Regions from separate parts of the Homo sapiens genome. Here region 2 is linked to region 1. The links are chromatin contacts, found by Hi-C in ENCODE. All regions are on one chromosome and are shown on one strand. Each heading gives the region's core, a stretch centred on a gene start or an enhancer-like site at or near the end of the contact. The rest is flanking DNA. Distances are from core to core; before and after follow the strand shown. Region 1 holds the start of AREG (amphiregulin). Region 2 holds the start of G3BP2 (G3BP stress granule assembly factor 2).

Region 1 (6,731 bases), core at 2,908-5,407:
TGGTGCTAGAAATACAAAATTCTATATGCTTTAGGAAAACTTACTTGCATGTTACTGCTTCCAGGTGCTCTATATATTTGCATTCTCCGTGAATGCAGAAATTTTGAAATTCTGCATTACATGGATTTTTCTTCTTTCTGTTTCTTCTATTTTTTCCATTTTTGCCTCCCTTTTTCTTTCTTTTGGGTTTATCTGAAGTATTTTCACTTTCCGTCTTGTTTTGGGGGGGCTTAACTACCTGTTCAACTAAAAAAGAAAAGATTTATTGACAAGAGTCTCTCAAACTTGAATATAATTTTAGAGACATGAGAGAAAGATGTCATAGCAGTGAGCGCTCACAGGGGTAACAGCCATGCGTGCCTCATTACCTAACACAATATAAAAGTTAGAGAGGACTGCATAACCCTAATTTATAATTTTCAGTTTTTTCTACCTGAAAGTAGTGTCCACTCATGATTATAGTTGGGAATTAGTGAGTACTACTTGCAGGTGGAAAAAACTGAGAATTATAAATTAGAGTTACTCTATGTTACAATGCTCCAACACCCAGATTACAACAGATTATAATCAAATTGATAATTTCCATGGAGCTCATTTTCGTGGTCAATCTATTTGAAAACAGGAGCCCAGGAATATTTGTATTCAGTGCTTCAGAGATTTATCTTATCTGATCCACAGAAACTTTTGTTCAGTCTTGCAGTTATGCAAGGTGTAGTTTACCCACATACTAAAGATAGCAAATGGCTTTGCATGTTAGTGCTGTGCATTTTGTTACACTAATGTCTGAAGAGGTTTATCCAAGTGAATATTTAGCAAACAGATTTCAGTAAAGAGAAAATACCATTAGTCATAATGGTCATGCAGCACCCATTCAATACAAAACATTAGAAACATAGTGAAGGTCAACTAGGGTATCAAAGATAGAATATCTGTGATTAAGGAAATGGAAAATAAATACTGAGTATTTTAGCAGTTTATTATAATAACATTTAACAAAAGTAAAATTAGTAGCAAATGTTTAAGAGGTGGTTATGCGATTTTTATATTGAAACTTTTCTCTGACGATAAAAAAGCACAAGACAGAAAAGTCCTTTAAGAGAAATATTTTGAATGAACGTTGTAACTTCACTTTGTCAGATAGATTACAAACTATAGACAGAGGCAAATAAAAAAGTCACTATGCTGAAGTGTTGCGATAAGCACTAACATCATGGACATTTAACTTAGCCTTTCGAAGGTGTTCAGCCAACATTTTCACTCTATTTCACAATGCATTGCAATTTTGAGCACTAGTCATCATTTGTACTACTAATCATTTACTTGGCCTTCTGAAGTGTTAACAACTTGAAACATGTTTAAGAGAACAGTTTCTAGACACCTTGATGGGTCTAATCTCATGCCTTCAAAAATAAGCACAAATGAACCCCTTACCCACCTCACAGAAAAGCACACTTTGAGAAGGAAGGGAATTAAGTGGAGTGTTCGCTAAAGGTTTTCTCACTTCCCACTCACCCAAGTCACTGTCCCTCTGGTACCACTTGATGTCCCTTCACCAGTTCTGAGAACCAGACAAGAGGGGGAGAAGCCAGGGAAACTCAAGTCAGGACAGAAAAGGCCTTCAACAGCTCTGAAACCATCTTGCCCTGCCTCTGTAGTGGATGCTCTTAGGATATTTAGATCTTATTTACTGTTAACTTCTTCTTCCTTCAGACTCCAAAGTATGCAATATTTCTCTCTTACTTTGGTACTTTCACTCCAAGCAAAGGGCCTTTTTAAAATATGAGATAACAGGAAAGTGAAAGAAACCATGGGTTATATAACTAACAAATGGGATTTGGGGTTAAAGAGTGATTTTAGCAATACAAAATCTAAGTATATTCACCCTTCTTTAATATTTCCAGATGGCATTATTATTATTATTCCATCAGCTTCTCATCACCTAGTACTTAAACGCTAAAGTCTAATGCCTCCTGTCCCATTACTTCCTTGTCCCCTTATTTGTGTTAAAATGCAGTTATCTGGGGAAGGGTGGTGTTGGGGAAGGGGATACAAAAGCTAAGATACAAAGTAGATAGGAATGGTTAATGTCTAAATTTGTCTCTCAGAATGGGGGTCATGTAGCATAGTGGGAAAGAGCTTAGTGTCTCTTCTGCATAGAATCAAACAGACTGGAGCTCTAATTCTAGCTCATCTGCTTGTCACCTGTAGAACCTAGAGCAAAACCTTTTTCGGCTTCAGTTATCACATCTGTAAAATGAGGATAACAATTCCTACTTAAAGTCATTGTGAAGATTAGGTTTAAAAATGAGACATACACCATTTATGATCACTCTGGCCATATAGGATGTGCCCACATTATGGTTCTTTTTGTCACAGTTTACCTAGGGGCTATCCAACAGATATACAATAAAGCCACTAGAAAATCTGGGGAGCAGCTTTACTTCTGAAGCAGCTTTGCTCATATAAACCCACATCTCACAGGCCATATTTTTGCTTTATCCCCTACTCACCTCTGACTGAATCATCGACAATATAGCCAGGTATTTGTGGTTCGTTATCATACTCTTCTGAGTAGTCATAGTCGGCTCCCGAGGACGGTTCACTACTAGAAGGCATTTCACTCACAGGGGAAATCTCACTCCCTGAAGACATCTCACTTCTTGAGGTAACCTCAAATCCATCAGCACTGTGGTCCCCAGAAAATGGTTCACGCTTCCCAGAGTAGGTGTCATTGAGGTCCAATCCAGCAGCATAATGGCCTGCAGGGGAGGGAATAAAGGAAGAAAAGAAAAGGTAAAGTAGGGTGCCTTTCGAGTCAGCTGTGTTAGGTAGAAAAGTTTATCTTTTGACATCAAAGCAGTTATTGCACATGTGCTATTGTTTGTGATTGAGTCATTTCTATGAAAGAAACTTTACATTTTTGCCAGCAAGCAAATTCAGCTGTCCCAATTACAGAAGTGCTTTTCTGAAGTTTTTCTTTTCCACAGATAATCCACATTAATTTCCACATCAAAAAAATCCCGCCAAATTGGCAAATTAATCTAATACAATTACTTGATGGGTAATGTCTAAAAATTCCCATCACTTCACATTCCAAATGCATTTCTTTTTTTGCTAGAATGCCATCCTGGCCTATTTCGGTAGGTTTTAGATACAAATATCAGATTTTCTTCAGATGTGTTCATATTTTTAAAAGATATTTTTAAAAGATGTGTTCATATTTTTAAAAGATGTGTTCATATTTTTAAAAGATATTTTTAAAAGATAATCTTTTAAAATAATATAAACAGTGGTTAATTATATCGATTATTATTGTCATTTTTCATTATCATTATTATTATTACTACATAGACAATAAACTGAGTACTAAGTAAGATTTGGGGCCCAGAGTTAAGCCACTGCTTTATCTTGCTTTTTCTTAGGTCTCAATAAAACAGCATCAGAGTGGTGCTTTTAACCTCTCGCCGGGATACTCTAAGTCCCTCTAGGAAGGTAAAGAAGAAATCACTAGACAGAGATGGAGAATTAGGCAGGAGGCAGCAAACACTGCTGGGTCCAATATCTGCGGAAATCACTTCACCTCTCTAGATCTTGGTCTTTTTAATCTTTTAATCTGTGAAACGAAGGGTTAGGTTCAAATGATCTCTCCCGTCTTCTCAGCTGAACTAAAGAAAAAGTACAGCGATTCTCTGGGACACCTTGTCCTGGACGTTTGAGACATCTGCCCTTCTCTTTTCCTCCTAGGGAGGGAGCTACAGTGATCACCTCCTGCGGCGCAGGGTCGGGGGAACTAAAGGGCGATTTTTAGAGAAGCAAGAGCCAAACTCAAGAGGCAAAACCTGCCATGGGAGGAGAGCCCAGCAGTTCAGCGCCGGTGAATCCTCACCTGAGCCGAGTATCAAGAGCGACAGCACCACCGGCGCCGGCGGTAGCAGCGGGGCTCTCATTGGTCCTTCGCAGCGGCGGCGTCTCGGTCTCTGGGGCAACTCGGTCTCTGGGACACGAGCTGCCGCCAAAACGAGCGGGTGTTGGAAGAGCGAGTGGAGACCGGGAGTGTGCGCCGCTCTCGAAGGCTTGGGGAGCTCGGGGCGGCGGGCGCGGCGCCTCGGGCTGTCCCGGGACCTCTGGGGCGCTGGCACCCAGGTGTGCGAACGTCTGTAGGGCGGCGCGCACCTGCCGCTTTATAGGCTCAGCCGGGAGGGGGCCGCAGCCCATGACGTCAAGGCCCGGCCGTGGGTGGAGGCAGGCGGCGCCCCAGAAGGTGCTACCCGAAAACCACGCGCGGAGGACACACGCCCCGCCTCCCTCGTGCGTAAGGATTCGCTGAGAGGAAGTGGAACTTAAACCTCTAGCTGCAAGCCGTTTTTGAGGGCGAGCAGGACTGGAGTTCCGGAGCTAGTACCTGACAGAAGTCCAGATGTTTCAAACTCTGACAACCTCTTTGTATACTTAACATCTACAACAGACAGGGATTAAATAGAAGAGTTCCGTATTTAGATGTAAAAGTACTTTAAGACCAAGAGTGACTTTGCCTGATGTTTCCAACAAGGATAAAGGACGAGAGAACTCAATGAGGAATTGCTTCATGTAGGATGGGCTTCTATCTCAATCAAGAGCCCCTTCCCACCCATTTCTGTGAAGTGGCCAGAATTTCAAATCCCCTCACTCCCTATTTCTTTATGTGGCCCAGGGGCCTCATCAACATTAATATTTATTGATGATTTATTATTGCCAAATTATGCACTTAAAATTTTACCTACACCATCTCACAGCCGATAATGTTCAAAGCCAGGTGGATATGAATTCTTCATCTGACTCTGAAATCTGCTGTTTTCCTCTCTGATGAATTTAGGTTTAAACTGATCCTTGAAAAGAGGGTTTCTGGGAAGAACAATATTTAGCCTAAAGGATAATTTCTACTGGTGGCATACTGGCATTTAGGTGAAGAGTAGTGCTCTAGACTGTGCCTCTCAAATCCCAAGATAAAAAGGTCAGCGTTGAGGGCCCACTTACAACCTAGTAGGATATTTAATCATGACAAGTAGATAAAATGAAGCGGAGACAGGAAGCTACTTAATTTGACTAACTTGGATGTACTGTCAACTAAAGAACTGGATTTTTCTTGACTTGAGGAAGAGAAAAAGCATTGTTCATTTTCCTTCACCTGGAGATATGATTCTTTCCTGATTGTTTCAGTAACACAGCCCTTTTAAGAATGTAGGTCAGGCCAGGCGCAGTGGCTCATGCCTGTAATCCCAGCACTTTGGGAAGCCGAGGCGGGTGGATCACCTGAGGTCAGGAGTTCGAGAGCAGCCTGGCCAAGATGGCAAAACCCCATCTTTACTAAAAATACAAAGGAAATTAGCTGGGCGTGATGGCGCGCGCCTGTAGTCCCAGCTACTCGGGTGGGCTGAGGCAGGAGACTCCCTTGAACCCGGGAGGCAGACGTTGCAGTGAGCCAAGGTCATGCCACTGTACTCCATCATGGGTGATAGAGCAAGACTCCGACTCAAAATAATAATAATAATAATAATAATAATAATAATAATAATAATAACGTGAGTCACAGTGCATCTGTCCTAATTCTGGAAATTTTTTTTTAAAAATCACTTATTTTTAATGGTATATCACAGTGCGTAGTCCAAATAATATCATGCATTTAGTAGAATGAAATAATCATGAATCATGCCTTCTATTCCACATTTGTTGAGAGTGTATTTTGTGTGAGCCACCTGCTTTATATTTTATGAAGGGGAGCAGTATAGGTTCACCAGGAGCTCAGTGGTGTGGGCCAGATACATAGATAAGTAATTCTAATAGATCACATGATGAGAAGGGTTCAGAGTGCCATGGAAAAAAAGGACATGGTTTAATTTTGCCTCTGTTTAATGGAAAGCTCTGTGGAAAGATGAAGAGGCCCCTCAAAGGCCTTCCCAGCAAATCTTTTACATGGAATAAAGACCTGATGTGAGGGTATGACCAAGTATGGGAAATAAGGCTAGAAAAGTGTCATGCCCATTCCAAAGTGAAGTAGGGGCCTGCACTGTTATCTGTTCTGGTGGATGAGGCAATTGTGATTCAGAGAGATTGAGAGACTTGCCCAAAGATTTCAAAAGATTCTTTTGGAGACTTTGTTTGGAGCTCACGCAGTTGGTCTACACTGTTGCACCTTTATGCTCCCATAGGCTTCATTTCTGTTCTAGGCCTGTTCTTCTCTTTTCTTCTTTTTTTTTTTGATTGACAAGTAACTTCATATTTGTAGTATATGACATGATGTTTTGATATATGTATACAATGAGGTTAAATCAAGCTATTTAACATATGCAATACTTTCCATTTTCTTACTCTTCTTATTGAGATGAAAACACATTGTGCAGATCAGTCATCAGAAATGTTTCACTTTTGGGAAAGTGGACTGTTTATATTGGAAATTGCTTAGTCTTTTTCCAGTTGGAAATTTATAGGGTGAACATTTACATGATCTAGGCACATAACCTAGATCATGGGGACAGCATAGCTTAGTGCTTTGGATGAGCTTTAGATTCAAACCAATGTGGGTTTTCATATACAAATTCCAGCACATACTAAGTTACTTAATATTTGAAAGATTCAGATTCCTCATCTGAAAATAAAAAATAAAGATAACTACATGCTTTTAAGCAGATCAAATGGATAAGATACATGAACAATACCAGATCCTAGCATAGAGTGAGTGCTCAATAAATGGCAAC
Region 2 (6,731 bases), core at 1,524-4,023, 1.2 Mb before region 1:
GTTAGGAGGCCACTGCAGTCTTCCTGGGAAGATGAAGGGGCCTGAACCTGGGCAGGGGCTATTTGTGTAGAGATATGTTTATGAGGTAAAAATCGCCAGTTAGAATAGGTTAGAGATATTTACTTAACATTGAAGATCGCTGAATCTTTTTTCCCATTAACTCCACTTATTGGTGTCTACTCAAGAGCAGGGTTACCTGAGGGCTGTTTCTGTGTAGCTCTAGAGCTAAACTAAAAATGTTTCTTAAATTTTTAAAGGATGCGAGAGAGAGAGGAATATGCAACAGAAACCATACGTGGCGCTCAAAACCAAAAATATTTACTATCTAATCCTTCCCTTATCAAACCGTTTGCCCACCTCTGCCCTAGATCAGTGGTGTTTGTTTTTTTTGAGACGGAGTTTTCACTGTTGTCACCCAGGCTGGAGTGCAATAGCGCGATCTCAGCTCACCGCAACCTCCGCCTCCCAGGTTCAAGCGATTCTCCTGCCTCAGCCTCCCGAGTAGCTGGGATTACAGGCATGCGCCACCACGCCCGGCTAATTTTGTATTTTTAGTAGAGACGAGGTTTCTCCATGTTGGTCAGGCTGGTCTCAAACTCCTGACCTCAGGTGATCCGCCCCCCTCGGCCTTCCAAAGTGCTGGGATTACAGTCGTGAGCTGCCGCGCCCGGCCTATATCAGTGGTTTTTAAAGTGTGGCTCCTAGAGCAGCAGTAGCACCATCAGCTGAGAACTTGTTAGAAGTGCAAATTCTCGGGCCTCTGTTGAATCAGAAACTTAGGGAGTGGGGCCCAACTATCTGTTTTAACAAGCCCTACAGGTGATTTCGGTGCACATTAAGGTCTGAGAACCACTGCTCTAGAGAAAGTTCTGCACCTCTGCAGGATACATGGTGAAGAATATTTATAATAGCATTGCACGGAAGAGCTCCAAACCGGAAACACTTGAAGGTTAGTCAGCAGTAGGGCAGATAAGTGAATTGCGGCAATTAGTACAATGGGAGTATTCTATAGTTTGCCTGAGGGTATGGACTGTGGAGGCAGATTGCCTGTGTTTGAATCCCAGCTCCAGTGAATAGTAGCAGTGTAGTCCTGGGTAAGTTACTTGACCTCTCCAAGCCTGTTTTCTCATCTATAAAATGGGCATAAAAATAGCAACTACTGGCCGGGTGCGGTGGCTCACGCCTGTAATCCCAACACTTTAGGAGGCCAAGGCGGGCGGATCACGAGGTCAGGTGTGTTCGAGACCAGCCTGGCCAACATAGTGAAACCTCGTCTCTACTAAAAATATAAAAATTAGTTGGGTGTGGTGGCATGCGCCTGTAGTCCCAGCTACTAGGGAGCCTGAGGCAGGAGAACCGCTTGAACCCGGGAGGCGGAGGTTGCAGTGAGCCAAGACCGTGCCATTGCACTCCAGCCTGGGCGACACAGAGAGACTCCATCTTAAAAAAAAAAAAAAAAAAAAAATATATATATATATATATATATATGTACATACATATAGCAACTAGCTCATAGGGTTACTGTGAGGCTCAGAAGGCTGTATAATTACAAGAATGCCTGGTATATAAGCCCAGTATATTAAAGGACAGCCGGCATGTAATGTATTTTGATGCTTTAAGGAAAAACATCAGGTTGATTTCATTAAAGTGATGGTCTGCCCAAATATTTTGCATATAACAGTATCTTTAAGCAGTCTAAAGGTAAAGATATTGTAGACTTTGGAGGCCCTAATGTTGGCATTGCCTCTGCCAATATTTAAGGTATTTGACGTATTGTCTTAACATGCCAAATACCTTAAAATTGCCCTTACAGGATTGCGAAGAAAACTGATGAGATGTACATGCTTGCGTCCACCATGTTTAGTTCGTAAGCATTCATTAATGTATTTTTTCCTTTCCGTTTCTTTGAACACTTCCTCAGTCCTTCATTCCAAAATTCCTGTGCTATCTCGGTATTCTCTGAAAACACTGCCAGACCTAAGATGCAAAGTGGCTTCCTTGACTACAAGATTTGGCTTGGCTTTGTCCATGAAACAAGGTCACCAGTGTCTCACCCTGGGGGCAAGTCTGGGCTTAGAGCTAGAACAGGACTGTAATCCTTGTATTTCAGGCCTTCTTTTAGCTTTAGTATGTAAAATGCTTTAGTATCTACTGATATTTAGCCATGCCTAAATTCGTAACAAGGACACAAAGAAATAGTCTTTTCCCCCTCTGTAAAGCCCACGTCATGTTCTTCCTTTACTGCAGGGCCTCTTAATGGGGCTTAAAACCTAGGATGGGTTAAGTAAACAATGTAGGTGAGTTTAGTGTGCAAACAGCTGAAATCACCGGCTGCATTTTAAGCTCGTCTACAGCAGCAACCTGCAGACACCTATTCAGAGAGATTACTAAATTCCCTCCTTCCCATTAATAAAAAGGACCAGAATATCAGTCTACAAAAGACACTGCGTTGCTGCGAACCAGCTCTCGCTTGCGCGATCAGGAAGAAGGGCGGCAAGGCTGGAGCCTCGGGACCGGAGAAAGGCAGCCTGCTTGTGACGTCAAATCAGCGGACTCTTATCTTGGCTTTAGGCCGGTTCCGGTTCCCCGGCTTTCCGGGCGCGAGCGTGTGCGAGCGCGGCAGCGTACTGCGCGTGCTCCGCAGAGGGACACGGGAAGGTTGGGTCCGGCTCTGGAGGAGATGCGTGATTGGCTGACGCTGTGCTCGGGGGTTCCCTGGCCCTTTCGGCAGGGGTAAAACAATAAGAGGGGGCGGTGGCAAAGGGGGCGGGACGTCCGTGGTCCTTGTCGCACGTCGCAGCGCCTGGCGCCCGGGAAGAGGTGGTTGTGAGGCAGACGAACTCGCGGCTCTCCGGCTTCCGAGGCTTCCGAGTTGTCGGAGGAAGGGGGCGGCGAGCAATAAGAACCCGCCGCACCCGGTCCTCAGCGACTCTTCTGACCTCCGCGCGACGTACCCGCCGCCGCCGTTGGCTGGAGGTGTGTACGGGCGCCGGGAGGGGAGGTCGGTGTGGTGGTCGGAAAGGGACATTCCATTCGCGCTCCGCGGCGCGAGGCAATCGTCCGGTGTGTGAGCCCGGGAGCCGGAGGTGTAGCGGCAGAGACATTGTTCTTGCCGGCTCCCTACGGTGCCGTGTGTGCGTGAGAGAAGACCAGTCTTTCCTCTAGGTGAGGGGTGGGAGGCCGCCTGGGAAGGGAGGTGACCCGCGAGCGTCTTGCGGGCAGAGGGCTCCGAGTGCACAGGTGGGGTTGAGGTTTATTGGGGATGAGGTGGCGAAGTGGGGGGGGAGGCACGCAGCAGCTCCCGAAGGCGCGCTGATGGAAGCTTAATACAGGAAGTGTGGGAGCAGGCTTTCTGGAGGGGATGTTTTAGGGTGGGTAGCCCACCGTTCCTGTTTCCGAATCGTTTTCGGCTCTTGTACCTTGTTCCTTCGGAGCGGAGAGGCCGTCGCCACCCCGCCCGTGGGGGGAGGGGAAAAGAGGTTGTGTCGACGGAGGCAGAAGCGACGCAGATGCGAAAGTGGCGGCCTCCGGGCACCATTTCTGTGCACGGAAACAGAATCCGGGTTTGAAGGCAGCCGCCGCTTCGCTTACCCAGTACCTAGTGTTCCGTCGTGTTTGACCAACCCCCCTCTCCCTGCCACCGCGGGTTTAATCCGAACGTGTTCGGATACTGGAACTGTAACGTGCGCCTTCTTCGTCCCCCTCTTATGCAGACGATCCCTTATTGACTCGGGAATGGCTTTTGGGGGATGGGTTCCCGCTTTTGTTGGGATGGGGGGACAGAAAGGAACAGAAGCTTCCCTAGATTGTGTTGATTTTGTTAGTGGAATCTGATAGAATTTTTCCTGCGTCTCTAAAAGCAGATTTCTTAAGATGGCCCTTTGCCGCTTTGGGGCGAATATAGATTTTCGTCTATAATTTCCTGCATAGATCAGCTTTTTTCCCCAAGACATACTTAATGTTCTAACGGATTTGGGGGGTGGGAGGAGAGTGCCTTTTCCTTCATAACAACAACAAAAAAAAGGCACTTGCACTTTTAGCTGGAATAGTAAAGTCCTGTTCTCCCTGTATGATTGTTGTGGGATATTAACTTGGATTAAGATACTGTGGTTTTAGGTTCAAGGCTCTGTACCTTGTTCTGGTCTTTCAAACGTTAGTGTTGCAGGTACCTGGATCTAGGAAACATTAACTGTCGTTAAGAGAGCCCCGGTGTACTAGAGTGGGAGATGATGGCAATTTTTCTCTAGCTCCATATTTGGCAGTTAATATAGCCTTAGGCATGTGAACCAAGTTTCTAAGTAAACTTTTGGCCCTGTTAGCATCCAGTGGTCTTTTTGATAATCCAAGATTCCTGGTCTTAGGAGATAAACGGTACGATGAGTTTGAACCTCAGGATTGAATTATCCTTTCTTTGGCAGTAACATTTTTCTTAAATGTTTAAGATTACTCTTATGGGCCTTTATGTTATGATTTAATCTTTACAAACTAATTCTGAAAAGCAGTCAAGGAATTGTAGGAATAATAAGGACCTAGAATGAATTTCTTACTAAGAGCTGTCATAGTTCAGATTGATATTCAGGGTCGAAATATTAGTAATAGTGAAAAAACATCAAGAGTGAACCAGAATGCTTGTGGGATGGATGGGGATAAAAATTAGAAGGTAAAGAAGAAAACACATTATTTGACCATTTCGTAGAGTAACTAACTTAACTGTTCAGTTAGCAGCTGAGCAGTTGATTTGTCAGCAGGCAACTCCTGGTTTGAAGAAAGTGTTGGCACTGTGTCTTTAGATTCTGAAAACTTCCCTCCTTATCCTGCAAAATTATCGCTGTTTATTACGCATAATTAGGATTGAACATTTTCCCCCTAGATTGCTTTAAAAAGACTTTCCACATATTTTGAGTGAATATGGAGACAGTGAATGACTCCTTTTCAATGTTGATTTTGAAAGGCACAAACTAAAGTGTTGCGTCTGAACTTAAATTCAGTAGAATTTAATGGACAAACATGACCTAGTTACTCTCCACTGGTAGACACTTGTTTTATATCCGATAGAATAAATTGGTCCACCCACCTTCAGGAAGGTCCTGGCCTACCTTCAGAAGCAATAGAATTAGTTTCTTGACTGTCGTGTTTCTGCTTACTTTTATCTGCTAATTTCCAAGTATTTTACCCTATCTTGAAACCATAGGTATATTGAAAATTATTCTTGGATTTTCTGTTGCTGTCCTGCTGTATTCCTTTGCTTTTCACTCTTCTCAACAGTTTCACATAAGCTAACAATTGCTTGTTTAAAATTAATTTTTTGTATTGTTGGAAGAGCTGGCTGCTCTTCCAAAGCGGTTGTTCCTAACCAAAGTGTAATGAAAACATCAGTTGAGTCAGGAGTCAGGAGACCTGATTTCAAATCCTCTTTCTTTTTACTGTAACTGAGGAACCCCAAACACCTTTCCTTAGGCTCTCTAAACATCCTTTTCTGTAAATGAAGATAATGCCCTATCTATTTTAAAGACAAAAGAAAATAGTAGGTTACTTGTTAAACTTTAAAACATAGTATAAATACATGCTTTATTTTTGTGGACAGCAAGCATTTCCATTTCTTACTGCTTGGTCACTTTTAATAGCTTCTGAATTTTAAAACTAGCCTCCCTCAACTTCTGAGAAGGACAGAAAACAAAAACACCTTTTGGAGCCTGAATAAGAGATTTAATCCATAACTTACTTTTATTATTTATTTGTACCACTATGATTCTTAGATCTTCTTTGTGAAGCTTTCATTCAATGGTGTACCACAAAAGATTGAAGGTCATTTCTTTAAAAAGGTATAGTGTTCCTTAGATTGTTTAAGTTACTTCAAACAAAAACCATCTGGAATTTCAGAAAGTTCCAGTATTAATATGCATTTAGCTGTTGGAAATGGATATAGTCCATGGTTCAATTAAAATAAATAAACCTGACTAGTTTGAGCCCAGCTATGAGTGAGGGACTCCAGAGGGGAAAGGGGTAAGTATCCTATAGTGGAGATAAGCTGTGTCTTAGCACCCACATAACCTTTGGTAACAGTATCTGGTAAAGAGAACTGCCTCCTATTACTAGAGGTCTTATTCTTTTTATAATAACTAATACCAAGTACTTACAACTCAGCTCACTGCAACCTCCGCCCCCGGGTTCAAGCGATTCTCCTGCTTCAGCCTCCTGAGTAGCTGGGATTACAGGCGCCCGCCACTGCACACGGCTAACTTTTTTGTGTTTTTAGTAGAGATGGGTTTTGCCATGTTGGTCAGGCTGGTCTCGAACTCCTGACCTCAGGTGATCCACCCATCTCGGCCTCCCGAAGTGCTAGAATTACAGGCGTGAGCCACTGCACCCGGCCTCTTTTTCCTTTTGTAGTTTCTGGTACATACATAGTAGCCATAAAATAAATGTTGAAATGAATTTATTTTGTATAACCCATTGACTCAGCTTGTGGATGGGAATGAATGAAGTAAGACAAAGGCGCAGAGAGTGAAATTGCAGAGAATAATATTAGGTGATTAAAATATTTGTATAGAATTTGATACAGGGATGAGAAAGTATAGTAGGAGATAAATTTGAAAGGTTGGTTATGACATTGAATGTCAGACTGGATTTCTGTGTAGGGCCTTAGATGCCAAACTGAATGCAGGTGTTTGGATTTTACTCAGTACAGTATATACTACACGTGATACAGGGGCTTGAAAGACTTTTGAAGA

The links. Hi-C counts contacts between places; a loop is a spot of excess contacts on that map. Pooled maps may share reads with other maps.
Region 2: a map of CD4-positive, alpha-beta memory T cell shows a loop between it and region 1 (6-fold over the local background). The contact joins the promoter of G3BP2 here to the promoter of AREG in region 1. A Hi-C loop is called at or near these places in 2 of 168 maps with a recorded cell type or tissue (CD4-positive, alpha-beta memory T cell and naive thymus-derived CD4-positive, alpha-beta T cell) and 7 of 50 pooled maps.

What each region holds. Positions count from the first base shown.
Region 1 is chr4:74,442,562-74,449,292 of GRCh38, reverse strand. It overlaps AREG (amphiregulin), which reads right to left and starts at 4,157. Exons shown (of 6, transcript NM_001657.4): 1 at 3,887-4,157; 2 at 2,511-2,759; 3 at 45-246. The coding sequence starts at 3,947. RefSeq lists a silencer at 2,690-2,890.
Region 2 is chr4:75,669,453-75,676,183 of GRCh38, reverse strand. It overlaps G3BP2 (G3BP stress granule assembly factor 2), which reads left to right and starts at 2,773. Exons shown (of 12, transcript NM_203505.3): 1 at 2,773-2,976. RefSeq lists enhancers at 1-959, 960-1,937, 2,674-2,963, 3,244-3,483, 2,916-3,893.